Regions from separate parts of the Mus musculus genome. Here all the other regions are linked to region 2. The links are chromatin loops, found by intact Hi-C in ENCODE. Cell type or tissue: heart. All regions are shown on one strand.

Region 1 (8,000 bases), 51 kb after region 2:
CCTGATTGGCACAGCCCTGGGCCAGGGTATGTGCCTCAGCAAACAGAGCTTACACTGGTCTGCAACCCCATGTGACCTGAATACCTTGTGCAACTATATGCTGAGGCCCAGGTTACTGGCTGACCTCAGTCCTCATCTTTTTGGTTCAAGTCTGCTGTGACCTTCCATGGTCACAGCCTGGTGTGTCTTACCTATTTCTAGACTTTTCATATGTCTCCTGGACTTCTTGTCTTTCCTTTCCTGTAGGAACCCCCAGAGTTGTCATGGTTCAAATAGAGTTCCCCAAATATGCTGAGTTTTCCGTGGTCCCTCCCTTGGTTCAGTGTTTCTTAAACTTTTCCCACACACAACCCCTAGTCACTTAAGTACTTTTTATGTGCCCCTAAGGGATTGCTAATAAACCACAAACTTATTTTAATGCAATTCTTTGGCATGCATATAAGGCCAAGGTGAATTTCATACTAATGAGATGGAGGAGCCTATTTATCTTTACAGAAGAATTAAATCTTGCCTGAATACTCGATATTGCAGGGCACAAAGCATCCTCAGCGTTTCTTAGAGTTGATCAATAGTTTGGTTTTATTCTCTCTAACTCTGAGAGTAATGCTTTGCATAAGTGTAGAAAATGAAAAACGGCAGAAGTTGGCCAGTGAGCTGGCTTAGCAGATGAGGGCATTTGTGCAGAGGGTCTGCATGTGCACACACATGCACACATATGACAAATGGGAAAAGCACATTTAGGGTCATTTTAGAAATTGCTGTGGGCTGGAGAGGTGGCTCAGTGGTTAAGAACACTGACTGCTCTTCCAGGGAACCCGGGTTCAATTCCCAGCAACTACATGGCAGTTCCCAGCTCTCTGTAACTCCAAGATCTTAACCCCTCACACAGCACAGACATACGTGAAGGCAAAACACCAATGCACATTAAAGAAAAATAAATATAATTTAAAAATGCTGAAATGTTTAAATAAACAAACAAGTCAATATTGAAATATTTAAAAAAAGAAAAGAAATTGCTCTAGAGCCAGGCATGGTAACGCGTACCTTTCCTCCCAGGCAGAGGTAGGAAGATCTCATGAAAACAGTCAGAAAGTGTCGGGAATTCTCTCTTAATCCCAAGCTGAAGGTCATCTAATGATCTTTTTATATGAAGCACAAGTCAGCAGCTCAAACAGCAATCTTTAAAATCAAACATTTTCACACAATAAAAATCTAACCATGTACTAATTTGACACTTCCATGAAGAAAATGATGATGGGACATATTTAAAATGTTTTTTTAACTACGCCTCTATATTTTTATAAGAGAAGAGCATCTTGCATATACAATAAAACACTGCAATTCGTAGTAGACAATGTAGATGATATATTGCTGAGGTGTCTCAGACATTGCTCGTTGGTGTTGCTTGGTGTGACAGTATACACAGGCCAGTGTTCATATCCTGCACTCACATACCAGGCTGCAGTGATGCCTGATGAGGCAACACAGGCTCAGTGTTGCCAGACATATGTCAGATTCACCGAGTGCTGAATTGTGAATGAAGTTTAGTCATCACATGTTCAGAAACCTTTTACAATTGCCAACTTAATAAAACTTTAGTTGTTGCTTTTTTTTTTTTTTTTTTTTTTTTTTGGTTTTTCGAGACAGAGTGTCTCTGTGTAGCCCTGGCTGTCCTGGAACTCACTCTATAGACCAGGTGGCCTCGAACTCAGAAATCTGCCTGCCTCTGCCTCCCGAGTGCTGGGATTAAAGGCGTGCGCCACCACGCCCAGCTAGTTGTTGCTTTTTTATTATGTGTACAGGTGTTTTACTTGTATGCATGTTTTTGTACCACATCAGAGAGTCCATGGAGGCCAGAAAGCATCAGGCCCCTGGAGATGGAACAGATGATTGTGAGCCACCATGTGGTTGCTGGGAATTGAACCCAGGTTCTCTGGAAGAGCAGCCAGTGCTCTTAACTGATGAGCCATCTCTTTAGCCCTGTTGCAAATTTTCATAACCCAAATCCCACCACCAGTTTCATGATCCCCTATGGGGTTAAAGCCAATGTATTTAAAAGCTGGGTCTTGGTCAGTGATGTTACCTTTTCTAGTTCAACAGAGAGCTTTGAGGTTAGCCATGCTTCTTCACGCTCCACAATTAAGGCTGTTGTTATCTTCCAAGTGTTCTACTATAACAGCATTCTGACTAATTCCCCTGTCTCCAGAATCTCTCCCCTCCCCGTAGCCACCAGATCTTTCTTTGCACAGATCTGAGAATATGGCTCCTTTGTTTAAACCTATTTTTGACTTCTAATTAAGCATAGAATAAAGTCCAGATGCTCAGGTGTGGCATATAAAAGCCTTTATATCCCAGCCCAAACCCACCTTCCTGGTCCTGCGCCTTGCCTCTGATCTCATCCCAGTTCTTGCTTTGAACCACATCAAATTGTGGCGCAGGGAGGCTTACAGCTGATCTTGTCATGCGCTCCCACGCCTCCTGCCTTTGCTGTTACCTTGAGTGCCCTCTCTCTCACTCTTTGTCTCGTAAAATTCCATTCACTCTTCAAAGTTATCACCACCTGTCCCCCTTTTCTTTTTGTGGGGCTGGGGGCTAAATCCAGGGTCCTTGTGCACGCTAAGCAAGTGTTCTACTCTTGAGCCCAGCCTTATCACCTCTGTTTTTCTAGCGTCTGGCTCTCACTGCTAGCTACTACTTATATAGCACTACTGTGAGATAGCATAGGTTCTGTTGCATGTCTTTCCCACGTTAATTGTTTTGAATGTGTATGTCTCTGTGTATAGGTGTGCACATGGGATGAGTGCCCATGGTAGCCAGAAGGAAGTGTTGGCTGGACCCATTGGAACTGGACTTACAGTTTTCTGACTTGAGTGTTGGGACCCGAACTTGGGTCCCCTGGAAGATCATCAGCAAGTGCTTTTATCTGCTGGGCTATCTCCCAGTCCCACATCATGAGTCTCTTGATGACAAGATTAAAGTTTTTAATTTTTTTTATATCAGCAGAAACTTGCTGAGGACCTGTTACACCACAAATGTTGAATACAATTTTATTCTTTGGGCTGAGTCCAATTGGGCAGGAAGTTTGAACATCATTTTTATTGTTTATTTATTTGTTTGTTTATTTATTTATTTATTTGGTGAAAGGGCCCATGATTTCTTTCAGCATGAGTTGTAGCTTGTTTCTTTTTTCTTCAGAAAATGGAAAAAATAAAAAAAAAAGCCCCACAGGATAGGGTAGTTGATGGGCTCCCTTGGAGATGGTTGCTATGTCGAATTGCAGGTCTTTAGCTAAGTCTCTCAGGGACACAGAGACTGAATTCTCAAGTGACAGATGGCTGTCTGCATGTGGCACTTTCCAGACATCAGAATTCCTCTGAACCATGGGTGATTTTCAATTTAAGACTTAGGTTTTAGGCTCCATGGAAAATCTGAATAGTAAGGCTACAGTGTGCATTTGTACTTATTTTATTATGCAGTGGACTCTCCCGCCCCGTCTTGAAAAACTGATTAATTATCTCGAAGACTCTGTGTGTGTGTGTGTGTGTGTGTGTGTGTGTGTGTGATTTACAGGTTTTGTAGATATTAGCAAAAAAAAAAAAAAAAAAAAAAGCATAAAATTGACGTAATCATTCTCCTTAGCCCAAGCTGGGCTCAATAGGAACCACTCATGAGCCTTGCGAAGCCCAGAATGTGTAGATGAAATGAGCAGATGTGTATTTGTAGAACCGTGGTAGTAGCTTATGGGTGGGTGGGAAAGAGATTGGTTCCAAAATCCTTTCAAATACAAGAACTTTGTTCTCACTAGACTCTAAGCAACAAGTTGCAATTGAAAAAGATGAACAGATTGGTCAGCTAAGTGCCTACAGGAAAAGCCTTTGGGTGGATTTCTTGAGATCTGCCGTCCCATGGCTAATTTTGGGTCCCTTACTTCCTTTTCACTTCACAAAACCTCCTCTGGCTTCTCAAAGGAGTTCTAAGCGTCAGTTTCCCCAATGCTAGACAGTGAGGGATCTGGGTTCATCAGCACGGAACCCTCAGCCTCCTTCCTCTAGGAGCTTGGGATCCCGGGAGGGCGCCCTTGAAGCCAGGAAGAGGGATCACAGATGGCGGAGGGCGCAGCCGAGGCGAAGAGTGAGCAATGCTGGCAGTGGGGGCTGCAATCGTGGGTGGCTTCGCCCTGCCGCTCCCGGGCCGAGGTGCGGGCCCCAGAGTCTGAAAGGCCGCCCCTGTCGGCCCTCCCCCGGGCGGGGCTAGCCCCGATGGCGCTGACTCAGCAACGCGAGGGGGGAGTTTTGTCCCTCCGCGGACCCCGTTTCTCTCGGCCACCATTGAGCGGGTTTCCTTCTTCCGGCGCTTAGGGTGCGAGAACCAGGTCCGGCCAGCTAGGCAGCGGACTGTAGTGTAACCCCAGAGCTCACCTGAAAACCCTGAAAACTAACGTTTCCTCCACGAAGCAGTTTGGGCGCCATGAACAACGCAGGTGAGGCACCGCTGGTACCACGAGTGTTTTCCCGGGTCCTCTCCCGGGCTCGGCGGACCCGTGAGGCCCGGCGGCGTGAAAGGCCGTGGGATGGGATGGGGGTGGGTGGGGAGGGGGGGACGGACCTAGGCGAGGGCCGGGATGTAGCCCTCCGGGAGGGTGGGAGAGCACCAGGAGAGAGACGACATCACGCGGGGAGGATGCCGGGAGAGGGCTTTCTGGTACAGCACTCTGCAGGATGCTCTTGCGAAGTTAAATCTAGGATCTACGGTGACCCTATCCTAAAGCTGTCCCCGTCAGCCTCTTTGGGAGGGGATATAATTATAATGGCGTTTGATCTTCCCACAGGACTAAATTCGGAGAAGGTATCTGCTTTGATCCAGAAACTAAATTCTGACCCTCAGTTCGTACTTGCCCAGAATGTCGGGACCACCCACGATCTGCTGGACATATGTCTGAGGAGGGCCACGGTCCAGGGTGCTCAGCATGTGTTTCAACACGTTGTGCCTCAGGAAGGCAAGCCAGTCACCAACCAGAAGAGCTCTGGTGAGGTCTACGACTTCTTGCCTACTTTATTGACAGCAGCACATTTTGTTGTCCTAAAAATGGCCCTGGGATAACAGAGCTTTGTAGCATTGACAGAACTTGTAGTAAGCCAGAGAATAGGCACTAGAAAAGGGCAGGCCCAAGAACATCACCTGTGTGGTGGCTTCAGTGTTCTGTGGCCTATTAGCATTTAGTTTGTTTCCTAACGTGACAGATGGTGGTCTTTGAATGCATATCATCATGTTTTGATATTATGTGATGTTGGATGTGTGCGGTTTGTTCTCGTGCAGTTTTAATCTTAACAGTTCATCTAGAAGTAGCAGAAGAGAGAAACAGCTTATCAAGTTGCAGACAGATAAACCTAAAGCAAAAGATGAGCTATGTACTAACAGATTTGGCCTGTGCCAAATAATTAATAATTAATGGAAAAATATCCATACCATAGGAGATGTCCCAGAATTGCCCTAAAGTCCAAATGTATAAAATAGAAAAAAACATAAAGTGATTACAACAGATTGTAACCGGCTATTTTTAAATATGCTCTGTGGTTGCAGCTGGAGTTGCTATTCTCATAGTTCCTGTCAGTAGTTACTTTGTAGTATTTTGAGTTCTCATTCCTTGCTGGCTGAGAATTGTTGTTTTGCTGTCTGCTGTCCAGTTACAACTGTTGAAAATACATCTACACTGAGAGATTGGTTATCTAGGAATCCAAACAGGAGAAATAGTCTCAAAAAAATTGAACCAAAGGGACCTTGCATTTTTTTTCCCCTTATTTGGAAACTACTCCAAGTCTATGTGTATTGACAGAAAATATGTTATTGCTACTTAAGGCAATTCAAAGCTCAAAGGATACATTTAACATGGGTATTATTTTGCTGTGAGTCAATTATACCATAGAAAATTTGATTTTTAAATTTTAAAGGAAAAAAATTATGACCTTGCAATAATCTTATTATGTAGCAGAAAGTTCTTACTTAGCACTCACAGGCCTTCATTCAGAAGGACTTGGGATGTGTGGTCTGTCAGATGATCTAGTTAATATGTCACAATAATCTTAACATGGCCTGATCGCAGTCTCTTAGGGTAAGCTTGGAAATGTTAATCTGGAATCGGGCAGGTGGTCTTATGTGATAGATCATGTTACTCCAAATACTAGTAGAACATGAGCATAGTACATGGGTGATGTAATATACTTCTGTGAAATATTCATCTAAATAGCTCACCAAGAAGTAGCAGAAATAGGAATGGTGTGCAGGAGAGAGGCAGTGTACAGATAAGCCTAAAACAAAAATTACTCTATTAAAAAACACAATTTAATTTTTTTCTTTGTTACAAAATCACTTTTGTTCAGTGTAGAAAATCTGTAGCCTACCAGGAGGGAGGTGTTTTTTTCTGTTTATCCATCAAGTCTTTATCCTCTGTATGAGTGCTCTTCATATAAGAGCAAACTAAGAATTTTTATGTGTGCCTTTTATAAACCTTCTCATTTGACCATGTGTTGTAGACATGGTTTCATGTCTGTGAAAATATTATATCCAAGTATGTCAAAATTTTCCCTTTAAATTTTCCTCCAGGAGAGTGCTACCCTTAATCCAAGGCCTCACAGAGGCTCTCAGCGTTTTCTAGCCTCTCCTGCAGTGCAGCTATGCTTTGTTAAAGGCGGCACTCTGGAGTTACCCTAGTCTTCACTAGTGTGGAATGCTTACAGGGGTTAGATTCCTCTGTTTTGAAAGTCAAAATACTTGAATGTCCTAAAGACATGACCTCACTTAGTGGTGGGTGTCATTGGAAGTAGACCTTTAAAAACTCAAGTGGATATAGAAAGCGGTAAATTGCAGAAGCTCTGACTATGCATTTACAGGGGCAAATGAAAAGATGATTATGTTCTTAATGCTTGTCATAAAATCTTCAGGGACGCCATCATGTATGCGGTTAGAACTTTGTTGTATCAGGAACATACTAAATGGAGGAATGGTGGTGTGTTGTGGTTGAACATTAGGATCTAAGGATAGCAGAGATTCTGGTGGCCAGGGGCATATGAAGGGTGTAGAGCTGTGAAACTGAGTGGGAAGGTAGAGAAACAGCCCTTCTGTGGCATAGCCTCCTCCTGCCTCCACTTCCCAGTGTTGGGATCACAGGCATGTACTGCCCTGTCTAGCTTATGCAGTGCTGAGGATGAATCCAGGGTTTATTGCATGCTAGGTAAGCATTCTGCCAACTGAGCAGCATCTCCATCCTGGAACAGTGGTACTTCTCAGCATGACTTTGTTGTCCTTACCATGATTTTTAAGAAGAAAGTACTTGGTTGTTTGCTTTGTTTTGTTTTTAAAATTTATGTCTCAATTTTTAAATTATCATATTTTAACTCTTTGGCTGAAGTGATCCTCCTGTTTCCTTCCTTCCAAACTTATCATTTGTCTTTAAATGTTTATATAACCCAGTTAGTTAAATACCTCCTTTAAAATGCAACAACTCATTATTGAGAAAATAGCTTATGCTAAGCTTAGCACTCACTGTAGGATGAGTGCTATTCCAATTTAAGGTTTTTGTTCATTCCAAATTAAGTTTTTTTTAAAAAAAGACTTATTTATTTTATGTATATGAGTACACTGTAGCTGTACTCACACACACCAGAAGAGGGCATCAAATCCCATTACAGATGGTTGTGAGTCACCATGTGGTTGCTGGGAATTGAACTCAGGACCTCTGGAAGAGCAGTCAGTGCTTTTAACCACTGAGCCATCTCTCCAGCCCCAAACTAAGGTTTTGTTCTCATATCAAGCTCAGGTGACTGTATCTCCTTAGCTCTCTGTCCAGGAGCAGGATGCTTATTTTTCCAAGTTCTCACCAGTTTCAGCACTGTCAAGAAGAAAACTTTTCCCCACCTTACTAATAATGTCTTATGAAGAACTTAAAAAAAAAAAAAAACAAAGTGTCTTTACCCTCTGTGTCCTTTTGGACATCATGTACTCTA
Region 2 (8,000 bases):
AAATCTGAGCTTTTTAAAGTTACATTTAAAAACGCTTGTGTGTGTGTGTGTGTGTGTGTGTGTGTGTAATATGTGTTGTGTGGGAAAATAGGGGTCAGAGCAGTTGGTTCTTAACTTCTACCATGTAGATTCCGGGGACCAAACTCAGGTCATCAGACGTGGTGGCAGGTACCTTTACTATCTTCTTAACTCTTTAAAACAAACAAACAAACAAACAAACAAACAAACAAAGCCTTCTACATGCTAGGCCAATGCTCTATGCTAAGCTATGTATCCAGGCCTTGGGCTGAGGGCATATACATTTTCCAGATGCCTCTGAGCTCTGCTTAATGCAGTGCTGAAAACTGAACCCAGAACGCCATGCATGAGGAAATGCTCTACCACTGAATTGCAGCCCCAACCCTAACACTTGACCATAATTTAATAAACTAGCAAGGGTCCCGTCTATCACCTTCCATCTGCTCTTTCTTGAGAGGTGCCAGCCCACGAATGTCTCTAGTCCACACTCCATTCCCACTGGCCATTGTTGTAAAATGTCTCCTCTAATTATGCAGAGGAACTCTGGCCCAGAAGTGATCCCTGTGGGATGTTCAGTGTAGAGTGGAAGGGCGTGGACTCTTGAGTCAGGCGGATTGGCTCAGAAATCAAAAATCTTAATCTTAAGACTCCAGAGATATCATCTGTAGTTGTGGTAGAAGAAACAAAGGCATAAACGGCATCGCAGAGAACTAATAAACCTTGGCAGAACCTTGAAGCAGTTGGAGACCTAAGATGGAAATGTGGTCTCACGAAGCTGAAGGCCAATGAGTAAGTCAAAAAGCGATTAGGCCTGGAAGCGAAGCTTAGAGCACTGGGTTCAAACCTCAGCACAGATGGGAGGGGAGAGTGTGGTTTCAACAGATATTAACCATGTGCTAACCACTGTTCTAGACATAAGTATACCACGGAAACCAAATGAAGTGACTGTACTCATTATTGCAGTAATCCACCTTGAAGATAGTGACCTATAGAGTGAAGTTAAGAATCTTACACAGAGATGCTTTGGCGGACAGGTTTAGAAGAAGGGAGCTGCAGACAGAAGCATGTCAGGGTTTTTTTCTTATAAGTCTTGTTGTGCAACTTGACTTAAAGTTTTAAAATTTTAAATCAACTATTTTTGAGCTGTATGGTGGGATTTTGTTTTGTTTTGTTTTGTTTTTTTAGTTTACTGAGACAGGGTGTCACTACGTCACTCAGACTGGCTTTGAACATAAGATCCTCTTGTCTAAACCTCCAATTACAGTGGGGATTACAGAGGTGTACCCTTATAGCCAGCACTGTTCCCCTATCCTCCTGGTGTGTGTGTGTGTGTGTGTGTGTGTGTGTGTGTGTGTGTGTGTGTGATGACTTATTTGCATATGCTAGTCAAATATTGTACCACTGAATACCTCTAGTACCTCAAATTATGTATTATGGCAGTACTCGGCAGGAAGTGGGCATGTGGGTGGCCATTTCCTCCTGCCTATTTTCCCATGTTTTATCTTGAAGCTAATGGTCTTCATGCTGAGATAGCCATCATTGGGGCTGGCCTGAGCAGACCAGGTGACTTCTCTTTGCCTGCTCCTGATACAAAGATGCTCAGGTAAAACTCCTCAGTGCCCTAGAGGGACAGGATGTGGGGACTCCGCAAGAACTTTGAGCTCTTTGGAAGAACACTAGTCAGGACATGGGGTGGAGCTTGGTAGATGATGTGCCAATCAGGGCTGAGGCCAATGCAGCCGTCTCTACCATTGCAAAGGAGCCTAGACAGCAAATTATGACCCAGTTTCCATTTGAATGATACTGTGTTAGTCAGTGGTGGTCTCTATATTAACTCACTTGTGCAAAGACAGGGTAATTCGCTATCCTGACTGGATTATTGCCACAGAAGGTTTTGCACGTAGGGCACGTAGTCCCTAGGTCAAGGGCACCCTCCAAAAATGATACAAGGGCAATTACAGATTATAAAGGAAAGAAATTGGATAACTATCTGGGATCTGGATGTAATAAGGAGGGAAGTACTTAAAATGTCTGCGTAACAGAACAAGGAAGCTTGCTGACTGTAATGGGGAGCACATGCAGATGCTCTCTGTGTGCCCATGCATAGACAAATACGGAGACTGCTGGCAGTTTGGGTGCTAGGTGTGCTAGAGGTGGCACAACAATCTGGTAAATGTCTGACAGTTCTGGAGAGGAGGGCCTGGATTTGTGGTGGTTTCCAGTTTCGATTATATAAATACTTTCACCTTGGCCAATTTTAAGTCCCTGATTAAAATCACTGGATGTGGAGTTGGGAGAGAAGCAGGCAGTTCTGAGCAGTGTCTTTCAGCTGCTGGGACCAGTCGGGTTCCACCACTGTGGTTCATTTAAAAACCAGAGAGCCCCTTGGTTCCTCATGTCATCTGCCCCTAGCCTTGTGCATATTGCTTGAACTTTGATCCCTGAACCCATCACGGCTCCCAAACAGAACTGTCCATCTTGTTATGGAATGGTACCAAGAGCCATGGCTGCCTTGCCAGATATCCTAGGTCTCTCCAGAGGCGGACAAAGTGTTGAAGGCCCAAGGACAAAGGAAGTAAAGACAGAAAAGGTGAGACAGGTGTTTATTGAAGCTGTAGCAGAGAGCACCCTGTTAGGGGTGGAGTCTCCAAAGCTGGCAGACCATTTAGTGGACTCTGGGCCTCTGGACCCTCTTTTGAACCCGCTCTTTTTTCTTTCACTTCCTCCTTGGCTCAGGGAGACACTGGAGTCAAGTGAGGCAGCCTCCAGCTGTTATGTGGGAATGTTATCTCTTCCTCTCTCCCCATAGTGCCCTATTCCCCACAAACTCCTCACAGAACCAGGTCCATTTGCCCATTGCACTGTATACCAAATTCGAAAATGACTAGTTTTGCAAAAGGAAATTATTGGCAAGGCAGCCAAGCTCTTGAACTCAGATCTCAAATCCCGTGGGATGGGATTTGGGGCATTTTGTGACCTCAGGTGTTGGGAAAGGTAAATGGAGGTTAACCAAGGACTGATAGATACCGGAACTACAAGCAGGTCGCTTCCTGGTTTATCATTTATCCCTTTGCAAAGTTCACAGCTTAGGGAGTCTATAACTTTCCTTCTGGAGGTTTTCCCCCCTCCTTCTTTCAAAATCGACACAATGGTTGGCAAGACTATTGTTTATTCAGGAAACAGCTAACAGGATGGGGCAGGCCTGTCTGTAAAGATTCAGGCAAACTGCTGCCAGCCACAGGAACCTTCAGGCCAGCAGGAGGAGGACTCCCTCACCTCTGATGGCCCCATAATTCATCAGCCCTTGGCAGTGAAGTAGCTGCTGGGGTCTTTGGCCCTTGAATGAACCCTCGACCCCCACAGGAAGCCCCTCCCTTGTTAGTCTTGGGGCGGGTACTTCCCTTTGGAACCCCTGGCCTCCTTTTCCTCTCCCTTTCAAACCTCTGTACTGGAGCCAGTGGGGGCTAAAGCCAGGACCCGTGGGGCTTGATGCTTCTAATGGAGAGGCCCCTTTAAGGAAAAGAGTACCAGATTCCAAACATTTAGTGATTAATGGCGAGGGCCTTTAAAGAGGTCTGTGCAAATGATAGTACCTGAAGCTGAGGCTCCATTAGCTTGCGCCAGTCAGTTCTGAGGCCGGACCACTGAGAAGGAAAGTAGACTTTGCAGGTGAGGCAGTTGGTGGACCGTCTTGTTTGGGGGTGCCACCACCACTTCCTCTCCCTTTTTGGATGAGGAAGTCTTAGAATTCTCTTTCCATTTCAGTCATCCACACGGATAATAGAAGGCATTGTCCTAAGGGACTCATGTCATCCTGCATTGCTCTCTCTGTATCCCAGCCTCTTCCCCCTCAAGTCCCCATCTTTCCTTCCCCATCTCCTTCCCACTTATCCCTTCCCCGCTGGATCAGAGTAGGCCAGTCCTGTCAGTAACTGGCCTGTGAGGATGGATCTCAACCCTAGCTCCAGAACATTGTGGGTGCGAAGTGACCCCTAGTGGTCACTCACAAAGGTCACCTACTTTGGTTCTTAACCTTGTCTTCAAATGCAGGAAGAGTATGGAGACTGGAGCAGGTTTGGAGTTTGAAGCTAGTCTGAGTTACATAGCGAGATCCTGTGTCAACGATAAGATAAAGGGACCAGGGAGATGCATGGGTGGGTGAAGGGCTTGATACACAACTGTGAGGGCCTAAGTCTAGATTCCAGTGCCCAGGTCAAAACCAGATGTGTCAGAGTGCACCCAAGGGATGTGTGGGGTGAGGAGAAAGGTATATCTGGGGGCTCGTTGACCAGCTAATCTAGCCAAAATTGTGAGCTCTAGATTCATTAAGAAATGCTGACTCAAAAAACAGGGCAAAGCTTGGTGTAGTGATACACGCATTTCATCCCAGTCCTGGGGAGTCAGACACAGATGGGTCTTTATGAGTTAGAGGTCAGCCTGGTCTATACAGTGAGTTCTAGGCCAGCCATGGCTACATAGGGAGACCTTATCTTAAAAACGAAACAAAGTAACAGGTGAAGTGTAACAGAGAAAGATACCAGATATTGACACATAGTCTCAACACATGCACGTACATGTGTATGCATACAAGCATATATCACAGACACACACATACACACAGAGGGGAAAAAGATAAAATCAGAATGGCACCGTTACTACTATGCTATGAACTGGAGGGAGGAGATTTGGTCAGGGCACAGATATCTTGGGAACATGTATAGTTGGGTTTCTGGGTTACCAGTATTTTTGTTTTCTGGTCTGGTTTTGCTGTTTTTTTGTTTTTATATTGGAGATAAAACCTAGACTTTATGCATGCTAGGGGAGCAATCGATCCACCAGGGAGCCACGCCCTTTCTTAGTTTTGTCCTCTTTAACTCAAGGCCCATTAAACCTACCATCCTTGCCTGTGAAATGGCAACTACCATGGATACCTTTTAAGTGGAAGCAAGGAAGGAATGGGTCAGCAAGAGACAGGTACCCAGTAAAAGCCAGTTCTCAGCCACACTTCAGATTCAAAATTCATAGAGGGAAAGAGGAAGAAAGTGATGGGATGGATGGGAGGAACTGATTTTGGTTTTGGTATAGTAAACTGGAGGGTAAGATGATGTCTAAGTCTGTTCATCTCAGGTTGAGAGGCCATCTCCGTAGGAAAATGTACATACCACACCACACACACACACACACACACACGCACACATGTTGTTGTTAGTTATTTAATAACTATTAGTTCTTAGTGTGACCCATCGAGCCCCCCAATAACTCAGGCAGAGTCTTATCAACTTATTTAATCAGCTTTAGCAGAGTTACTGAGTGGTGATTACCCCTAAGCGATTTTTCTATGCTAAGCTGGCTGTTTTCCAGCTGTCCTCAGGGTGTGCGTCTCTCAGCCATGTGATCCTGGTCCATCCCATCTCCATCCTGGACCTCCCACTCTCTCCATCTTCTCTCCCTCTCCCTCTCCCCCTCCTACTCCCCCTCCCCCTTCCTCTTCCCTTCCCCCTCCTGGTCACTACCTGAGATCCCCAGCCTGGAACTGAAGCCCCATCTACCTCTATTCTCCCCATTAAGTAGCTATCAGTTGCTTTTGTAATTTTTTTTAATTAAAACAAATCTTTTTAACTTTTTATGTTTGTTTATTTGTTTTTTGAGATGGGGGTTTCTCTGTGTAGCCCTGGCTGTCCTGGAACTCACTCTGTAGACCAGGCTGGCTTCGAACTCAGAAATCTGCCTGCCTCTGCCTCCCAAGTGCTGGGATTAAAGGCATTGGGCCACCACTGCCCAGCCTTAAAATTTATTTTTAATGATGGTTCTTAAACGTTTTAACCTCTCTTTTAGCCCATCACCCACCAGAGATAGTGGAAAAGACAGGATGGGGGGTGTTAGTGGACTTGTTTAGAGATGGTTCTTTGAAGCAACTCCCATCTATGCTGTCAGGATATTGGCAGTGTTGTTCATGGGTCAATAGCAGCAGCTTGATTCATTCACAAACACTTTATGGGCTATACCAGCAGTCTAGTTCAGTCGAGTTGGGATTGTAAACACAAATCAGCAGCGGTGGCATTCCTAGTAGAGACAGCCGGCCGGGCCTCAGCCTGGAAACAAGTTAATAGGAGGGACCAGCAGGAATGCCAAGATAAGTTCCCAGCTGTGCCTCTCTCATCGAAGTGAAGATCAGTGAAGATCATCAAGTGTTGTACAGCTAGCTCTATTAAGCAAGCCAAGCTCAGCCTCAGCTCAGAGTCTTGCTTCAGCTGACATCACACCGCCAATCAGCCAGAGTCCTTGGAAGCGACAAGGCACACCACCCAAAGTTTTTTGGTGCATTTCTCTCTATGAAGTCCTGACAAATGGAGCTCAAATACAGGACCAATACATATCTGTCGTTAGCGAAGAATCTTTTCGCGTGCTTGCTTTAGCAGAACATCCTTTCACTTGTGACTGCTTCAACAAAATGTTTCTTCACGAGTCCCTGCCTTAGCCTTTCACCTGTGTCCACTTCAGGAAAACACTCCTTCACGCGTTTACCCCAGCAAAGCACTATCCAACACAACTGACTCTCCAAAGAACCCTTAAGTTTCTACCTCACACTTTTATTTAACCAGTCAGAGAATAAAAATGAGCAAAGTTTACACAACATCATCTTTGTGTATGTGAGAATGTGTTTGTCTGGACTGCAACCAGATCTTGGGGGCCAGTGTTAAGTATCTGAATACATAGCAGTACCAGACCGACCTGAACACACATACACACAGAGAGGGAGAGACTCTCTGTCTGTCTGTCTGTCTGTCTGTCTTTCTGTCTCTCTCTCTCTCTCTCTCTCACACACACACATACACACACACACACTCACAGCATACAGATTTGGCAGCTTTCCCAATGCTCTGGGCTATTTTATAGTAGTTCAGGAAGTCACATTAAGAGCCTAGCTACATTTGCATTTTGGAGAAACAATGTTTTGTTTTTTGTTTTTTTTTTAAGTGTTGGTGTATTTATAGCCAAGTGTTACTTTCTCATGACCTACCACATTAATCATAGTACTGGACATATCTGCGTTTACAAAGTATTATTTACCTAAAGTTTATATCCAGTGTGTGGGGGTGTTCTATATTTTCACTTGCTAATTCTGGAAACCTGAGACAGGGATTTGGGGGTGGGGCTTAAAGATTTATTTACTTTTATTTTATGTGTATGAGTGTTTTGCCTTCATGTATGTATGTGTACCATGTACATGCCTGGTGCTCACAGAGGCCAAAAGAGGGCAATGGATTCATTAGAACTGAAATTACAGACAATTATAAGCCACCATGTGGGCGCTGTGTACTGAATGCCCATCTTCTGAAAGAGTAACGAATGCTCTTAAAAGCTGAACATCCCTCTAGCCTCACGTCTCTGTTTCATGCTTTCGTTGTTGTTTGTTATTGGTCCTAGGGCATGAATCAAGCATATTCTCTAATAGCACTGAGCTACAGCTCTGTGGCAATTCAAGTCTTGATTCCAGGGCTAAAGTTTTTGGTGATGAGCAATCTAATAACAGGGAATGGGAAGTTGCTTAAGCTAGAAATTCTGGAGGCCACGTGACTTTTTTTAAACAGGGGATTAAGCCAGGGCCTCCAGGGAGGCAAACACTCTCCTATTGACTTGCATCTTACTTTCATTTTCAGACAGGGCTTTGCTAACTTGCCTAAGCATTCAAGGCTGGCCTTGAACTCACTGTGCCACCCAGACTGGCCTCAAACTTCCAATTCACCTGCCTCAGTCTCGAATAGCTGGAATCTTAGGTGTACATCACATCTGTGAATCACCTAAAGCAGTTTAGAGGGCACTGGTGGATTCTGGGAGGAAGAATTGACCCTGTGGGGGCCTGCAGTGGTCCAAAAGCTGCTCTGAGATCACTAGGGTGTGACAGCCGGAGTCCTCCCTTTTCTTTCATTCTATAACCTCCAGTTGTATTCTCAGTGACTTGTTTGGGCAGCCCTCCTAGT
Region 3 (8,000 bases), 85 kb before region 2:
GTAGTAAAAACTGGCTACATGGACTATTTGTAAAGTATGGTTGTGGCTGTATGGCAAAAACATTTAACTTAATGCATCAATTCTGCTTTAGCCAACTTTATTGGGCTTATAAACTAAATATGTATCAAGCTGACATTCTGTTCCAGGTGCTGAGTTAAAAACCACAGATAAAATACATGACTGAGTTTAAGAGCTAATGGAAAAAGAGCTATAGTGTTCAGAAGTGAGATGAGAAACAGGAGGAGAAAAGAAGTAAGGAGCCCAGAGTGTCTTAGCTACGAGAGAGAGCATCTGACCCAAGTGCTTTAAGGTAGTTTTTACTGAATTAACTTTCCAGTGTACCTTGGAATAAGAAAGTGCTATTTGCTGAAATACAGCATCATCTGGTGACTTGCTGTACGTGGCAACTCCTTGCTCATTATCATCATAAGGGTAGTTAACCACCAGGGAACCTGCAAGGAAAACAGGAAAAGGCACTGTTTCAAAATGGATCAGCTATGCAAAACCAGGCTTTCACAATACAGTCAGAACTGGAAGGTTTGTGATAGGCTCTAGAGCCACCTGGGAGATTATGTTAACTGTGACAGGAGGCAGCACCTAGCTGCACTCTCTTGCAGAAGTCCCACTTCCCACTAGGCTCTCCCACAGCAAGCATAGTGAGGCTTGCTTCTGCGGCTTGCCTCTGCAGTTTCCCTCGGAAGCTCTGCTTCCCCCTACCCCTGCCCCTCTCCCACCTTGAAGCAAAGGTGGGGGTTCTTTCCACCTTCCTGGCTGTTTCGAGAGGACTCAAGGAGCCACGGGTGCCAGCCTGAGTGAGACAAATGAGAAAACTCCTCAGCTTCAGTGGCACCTAGGCTAGCACCCTCCCAGACAACCAGGTGCGGCTGTGCCTATCCTTCACGAAAGGAGATTAGGGTCCCACGCTTAAATCTTAGAAAAGAGGTAATCAGAGGTCACAGACAGTTTTGGCTGACCATAAAACTAGTTCCTGATAGCCCCACAAAAGACAATCTTTAATCCCCCTCTGATCCTCGCGATTCCACCCTATCAAATGGTATCGTGTCTGAGTTATAACTTACCTCACTTACCTCATCAACCTAAGCATTCAAAGAATTTCTAACTATGCTGTATATAAGAGCTAAACACTCGAGCTTGGGGGCCCACTCCGGACCTACGCTGTGGGGAGGTTTGCGATCTGAGTAATAAAAATAAAAGACTCTTACGAAAATTGCAACAAACTTTGAAGTTCTTGAGCTCTCCTGGGTTTTCCCACAGAATTGGGGCATAGCACACCATTCCCTAGGCCCCACTGCCAGGAAGCTACCCGAGCTCAATCACTTACCATTCTCTGCTTCCTAGAACTGTGGGCCGAGATAAACCCCTTCTCCCCTAGGTAGTGTTTGTCAAGGTGTTTTATCACAGCAACAGAAAAGGTAAGATGGAAGAAAGCGCCATGAAATTTATTAAGCAAGGCCAATTACGTGTTCTCTAAAACAGGTTAAGCAACTAAGGGCAGAGCCAGCCTGGTCTGCACAGAAAAATCCTAAAAATGTCTTATGGTCTAAGGAAGTACCAACAGTGAAGTGACTCAAAGTGAAGAAAGGGATGCTTTCAAGTGTGAAAAGGCCATCACTCACCGCATGCTTTGCATGAGAGAAAAAAAGCAATGGTGGGTATCAGGGAGAAGCTTTGAGTTATGTTTGTTAAAGAACCACATCTTTTATATCTGTCTGTCTGCTTATTATGCTTTCTACTGCATAGTGTGGAAGTCAGAAGGCCATTTGCTGGAGCACATTTCTGCCTTCCACTATGTGGGTTCAGAGGATGGAACTTGGCATGTGTCCTTATCTGCTGGGCCATCTCTCCAGCCTGGTACTTTCACTCTTATTCACTTGAATCTGTTTTGAGACAGGGTCTCATGTATCCTAGGCTGCCTTGAACTACTATGTAGCTGAGGATGACCTTGAACTCCTGACCCTCCTACTTCTCTTTCCTGAGTGCTGAGATTATAAGCATATGCCACCATGCCAGGTTTATAGGGTACATGCTGGTCATGGACTCCAGGGCTTCATGCATGTTAGGCAGGTATCCTACTGGCTCAAATATGTTCCTATGATGTTTCTTAATATTGACCTCTCATTTTGTTCAAATGACTCATTCCTGATAAGTCATCCTGACATATATATTTCCAAATCCTCAATAAGAATGAAGTCATTATGCTGCAGTTAAATAACTCTGTGTGTGTGTGTGTGTGTGTGTGTGTGTGTGTGTGTGTGTTCAGGCAGGAGAGCACAAATAGAAGATAAGAGAATATGTTTGATCTTTATGATAACAAAGTGTACAGTACCTAGTTAACACTATAACAAATAAAGATGAAACACTTGAAGAACTATTACAGAAAGAGTGATATGAAAAAGAGAAAAGCAAGAAAAGGGAAGGCAGGAAGTGGGAAGAAGAGGGAGAGATGGTTTAGTGGAAGAAAAGTACTTGTGGGTAAATCCACAAATCTCAATTAGATCCTGAAATCCAGTGGGAAGAGAGAGCTGACTTCTGAAAGGTGTCTTCTGACCTCTACACACATGTCATGGCATGTACACACACACACACACACACACACACACACACACACACACACACACACACTGTATATGCATAATAATAAATAACATTAAAATTTAAAAGGAAGGAAAAAGGGAAGAAGGAGAAAGGGCACGGGAGAAGGCAGAGGCAGGAGGAAGATCCCTAAAGACCCCTGCAAGGCAGGGCCAGTGTGGTCTGCACAGTGAGCTCTAGGCCTGCCCGGGTACCTGGTGAGGACATGTCTAAAGGAACAACAACTGAAAAGAAAAAAAGAAAAAAAAAGGAACGAAAGAAAGAATGAGTGGGGAAGGGAGGGGAGAGCCAGGAAATCGGCCTAAAGGGAAGAGAAGGTTTAACTGTTCTCTGTCACAGAGGCGGTGATAGAGGACTCACTTGAAGGAAGCCTAGGACTTCATACAAGCAGACACAATTTCAGCAGGATTTTCAAATGCTCTCAACAAGATGAACTCAGTGGCACAGGAGCTGCCGTACATACCCCCGTGCAGATTGGCTGACAGCACAAACGGGTAGGCCTTCACCCAGCTCATCACAGCGATAGTTTCTGGTTGGGTAGGTTCTGTGATTGGAACAAACTGGTCTGGGAAATTCCGGTTTAGGTCAAAGTTGTTGCTGTTGTTTCTGCCAACTACACTGATCGAATCTCCTGCAGGATAAAAGATTAAGGTTTAAGGTAGCTTTTTACTATGTTTTAATATAACACAGACAATGTCAGCCACCTTAACATGCAAGCACCTCAGGCTCACTGCTACCAATCCCAATGAGTGAATTACAGCTCCCCCAACCCCTTTTTTGGGTACATTGTGTATTGTAAAAAAAAAAAAAAAAAAAAGTAACCTCTCTTACAGATCTTTAAAGCAAAGTGGTAAAATCATCTCTCTCTAGTGTCTGCCCTCTATGTATCCTTTGAGAGAAAAAAAATTAATTATATAAATGATACTAAGGCATTGTTCAAATGTTATAATACACACATGATGGCATAAGCAACCCTTAAGTTGGTGGGCTTCATCATGAGAAAACAGACCAACAAAAAGAAAACTGTGCTGTGCTGACATTAAAATTATTACAAAAAGGTAAAGTCAGTAGAGAACACGGTTGGGCATTTAACCCAATAGAGGAAAAAAGTTCAACTCAAGCTTAACTGTGTAGACTCTTACATGAGTGAGAGCGAAATTACTGTCATACTAGAGAGAAGAATGGCAAGTGAGGGGAGGGCCCACTGGAGGGCTCCCTCGTGGTACTTGGCTCCCCCTTTCAGAAGGGTTAGAGGTGGCAGGAGGGATCTGCGATGCTGGCAACAGTGAGGAGCAAGAGCCTGAACACAGTAAGGATCAACCTGAGCTGTGTGAATGGGAGCCCCAGGGTCAGCTCAGTGTGAGCTGCCCCATCCTGTGTGGATGTTCACACTGTGAAGTCTGTTCCACTCACAGGGATCACTGCAGAGGGATCACTGCTAGGAGCAGCTGAGGGAGAGTAAACAGATTGCTTGGACGTATTTCAAGTTGGCTACAGTTAACTGCAGAGACAGGAATAGCTCTGCAAAGCTGTCCTTTTATAAAAAGAAAGCTTTTCTGCCTGATACCCTACTTTGTGCCTTGGAAAGGCATACCTGAAATAGAGACTGGGGATCTGACACCTGGTACAGAGATGACCATAGACAGTTGTCAGCTGACAGACTTTATCTGCATGACAGAACGACCTGTGCTGGCAGTGAACACTCTCCCTCAACCTCCCATATCCCATAACCACCTCTCTCCAGCCAGACCTAACCCCCAAGCTTAGGTGTATATATATATTTCAACTAGTTCTCCTCTGAGACTTACACCTGTATGATTCTCATGTTTCTGAATATAAATAACTTAATTTTCCCTGTTAATCTACCCATTATCAGTTTATTATAGATGAAAGTTATCAAACCTTTATAGGGAAAAATATTTAAAAATTCCCTATGGAATCATGGGCTGGGAAAAGGTGGATTCTTACTCTCTAGGGTTCTGTAGAAGGTGACCTGTGTAAACCCGTCCTCCCAGCCCTTTCAGCATTGCCTCAGGAGAGATGGGCTTGCCTAGGGGAGGCAGGAAAAAGAAAAAGCAGTAACTTAGCATGGATGGAATATGGATGAGTACAGAAGCCACTGGCTTCAAATATTATCTGTTTTGACTTTCCAGTGATAAATAAGGTTACACATATAATAGTTTAATAAAAACTACTGTTAAAATGAAACAGTTTATGAAAAAATCTTCCATTATTTTTAATAAATTGGTTAGTCTTACTTGTCAACTTGATTGGATAGAGACACCACAAGATTAGTAAAGCACTCTATGGGGGTATACCTTTAAGGTATTTTACATCTAGAATAGTATGATGGAAAAACATTGATCATTTTTTTAAAAACAGATTTACTTATTTTTAAGTGCATTGTTGTCTTGCCTGCAATTATGTCTGTATGAGGGTATCAGATCCCCTGGAACTGGAGTTACAGACAATTGTGAGGAAGAGGGAAAGAAAGACTGGTCCTGAACATGTGTACTACCCTCTAATAGGCTTGGGACCCAGACAGAACAAAACTACATGGAGGAGGCGGCCAGCTAGTGCCTGCCAGCTCCATTCTTCCAGAGCAAGTGCAACCACTGCTACTGTCACCAATCAGGCTCCAGCATCTTCAAGACTTTCCCTGGGGACTGGTATCAGTGACTTCGGGTAGCTGCCAGGGCTCAGCCTTGGACAGCACCGCTGAATCCTTGTTTCCAGGCTTCCTGTTTCTTGTTCTGAACAGCTACCATGTTCTTTGCACGTATAGACGGTCCACTATAGGGCTTCATTATTGAACTACCTCGCTTCTAAGCACATACATCAATCTGATTGATGAACCCCTTTTTATGGTTTTACATACATACACTCTCTATCAGTTCTGTACCTCTAGAGAACACCGAAGAAGACAAATAACCACTACAGAAACGCAAAATCAAACAAGGAACACACATCTTAATGAAAGGCTGGAGAGATGGCTCAGTTGGTAAAGTGCTATGCAAGCATAAAGTTCAAACAGTAAACAGCTAGGCACTGTAATGTGCATCTGCAACTCCAGGGCTAGGGGGCAGAGTTGGGCAGATTCCTGGAGTTCACTGACCGGCAAGTCAGCTGAATCAAACTCTGGGTTCTCAAAAATAAGGTGGAGAGCACCTGAATAAGAACTCAACATCAACCTCTGCCTTCTACACATGTACATGTGTACATATAGTACACACACACACACACACACACACTATATACATACATACATATATACACATACATACATATATATATGTGCTTCATCATGTATTGAAAAGTCTGCCCTATTTTCTAAGTACATAAAAGCTAAAACATTAATAAATCAGCAGAATAAAAAAGTTCAATATCATCTCTCTTCCAAATGACGACATTATACAACAACCAACATATTAGGCTGTCTCTTCTTTACCTTCCTGGGACTTTTCATATCCATCAGGATTCATGGATGGCATAAGGTGAATTCTTGTGCTGCGAACCAAATCTGTTACTTCAGGGTCTGTTCCAAAATTCTTGCAGAGGTATTCAATGAGATTCAATAGCAGCTCTCTTCCAACCACTTCATTTCCATGCATATTTCCAATATACTTAAATTCTGGTTCACCTGAAACAAAATAATTACACAGATGACTTTTTCCTTTTCAGGTAAAACGGACTCTGCTTTTCCCCCTAATTAATATATATATATGTTCCAAACCAAAATATTAAGTAAACATGTACTTCCCAACATAAAAAAACTTCATAAACAAAGGATCTTTTAATCAGTACACATGTCTGAGCAGGCTCAAAGAAAATATGTCTGCATATCTTATAGATACACAGACAGACTGGTAATACTCATATATGTATATCCACATGCCAAACTGAACTCAGCTAAATGAATTCAATCTCTGAACATACTAAATACCATGGAAATGTGGATTACCAAATTGATTTTTCTCTTCTGGAAACAGACTAGAAACAGAGCCCCATGTTCTTTTTTGACTAGGTATTTTTAATGGAAGTTACACAGCATACAGATGACATTTCTGGACAAAGCACAGGGATACACACTAGCTTTGAGAGGCACTACTGAGATCACGTGAAGCCATGCAGTTACCTGGTTCATGGACACCTGGGTTATCAGATATCTCCATCACATACAGTTCTCTTGACTCTACGGATTTCCCCAGAGAATAAAGACGGGTGATATTAGGATATTCATTGGCAAATCTTCTCAAGAAGATTTCCATGTCGGGAAAATGGTGGTGGTGAAAGTCTTTAGGCTGAATTGGCTGATGGGAGGATGGTGTTCCAGGAGGGATATTAGGAACAGCAACTGTGCCAGGAGTTGTTACAGCCTCAGTTGAACCAGGCATTACTGACATCACAGTTGGCCGAAGGGAGAAATCCATCTCTGTAGCTGGCCCTTCTTTCACCATTATATTATTAATGGTCAATGGCATATACCTTAAAAATTGGAAAGGGAGGTGGCTTGAAATTAAGACTCATGATGCTTTAACATTATAGAAACACTATGACCTTTTCTCATACTCCTGCAGTTAGTGATCTGTCAAAACCCAAAATGTAAGCTAAGACAACTGTATAAATTTAGCCATCTTAGAATGTTACTTCACAGAAAATCTTGGATTAAGTCTTTAAAGAGTTATTTCTTTCACAAACTTCCTGTGTATCTCACACTAGAGTTTTGCCAAAAATGTTACTGTGATATTCAAAGGGGCAGGCAAGCTAACTGCTGCTGTGATGTTCAAGGCATGTGTTACCCATCTTTGCCTCACCTTATCAGATTAGCATCCCTCTTCCCTCCCATTACAAAGCTCAGAATGAAAGGTTATCAATAAAATCCTCATTACATGAGTGTGCAGAAAGGTTTGCACCGATGAAACCCACTGCTTTAATGTACTGGAAAGCTGGGAAGACAGGTCGTCCAACTCCATCTATGGAGCCCTAGGCTGCTTCTACCTGATTCAACTAGCTGAGGCAATGCTTCCAACGGCGGAACCTTTTGTAAAGCTTTTATAATCTTTCTTCCTCCTAGTGTTCCAAGTATGCCTCACACTGTTAGACTACAGGACAAAACACTTCAGTGATAGTACTTTCTCATAAAAACAGAAGCCCCATTCAGTGAGAAGCACTTAGACAATCCTACATCTAAAGAGAGGCTTGGCACTGTAATTAAGGATCTAGCTTAAACTTTTACCCAGTTGAAAGCGCCGTAAGATTGTAAGTTCCAGGAACAAGTAATCTGTGGAAATCACCAAATCTTCCCGTTGTGATGTTATGATTAATACCAGCCACTGAAATGGTTGCGTTCTCTAACCCAGAGCCTGTTACGGAATCTTTAACAAATC

What was found. Hi-C counts contacts between places; a loop is a spot of excess contacts. Peaks named below come from ENCODE experiments on the same cell type or tissue, not always from the same donor. Only the 100,000 strongest peaks of a DNase experiment are listed, where the experiment ranks them.
Region 1: a loop joins it to region 2, with 2.2 times the contacts of the local background. A loop is called at or near these places in 9 of 42 quality-filtered maps.
Region 3: it touches region 2 in a loop (3-fold over the local background); 15 of 42 quality-filtered maps call a loop at or near these places.

The regions. Positions count from the first base shown.
Region 1 is chr11:76,941,414-76,949,413 of GRCm38, forward strand. Blmh (bleomycin hydrolase) reads left to right here and starts at 4,243. Exons shown (of 12, transcript NM_178645.4): 1 at 4,243-4,480; 2 at 4,829-5,026. The coding sequence starts at 4,468. In heart, no CTCF peak of the experiment used is centred here; a DNase peak (open chromatin) is centred at 4,268; H3K4me3 peaks cover 1,989 bases; H3K27ac peaks cover 1,433 bases.
Region 2 is chr11:76,890,458-76,898,457 of GRCm38, forward strand. It overlaps a transcript of Tmigd1 not described here. Among named protein-coding and RNA genes, the nearest start is that of Tmigd1, 7.7 kb to the right of the region's middle. In heart, CTCF peaks have their summits at 3,255 (motif pointing right) and 4,017 (motif pointing left); DNase peaks (open chromatin) are centred at 3,294 and 3,954; H3K27ac peaks cover 1,678 bases.
Region 3 is chr11:76,805,634-76,813,633 of GRCm38, forward strand. It overlaps Cpd (carboxypeptidase D), which reads right to left. Exons shown (of 21, transcript NM_007754.2): 4 at 7,850-8,000; 5 at 6,749-7,098; 6 at 6,062-6,253; 7 at 3,077-3,244; 8 at 343-452. Among named protein-coding and RNA genes, the nearest start is that of Cpd, 37 kb to the right of the region's middle. In heart, a CTCF peak has its summit at 5,690; a DNase peak (open chromatin) is centred at 4,018.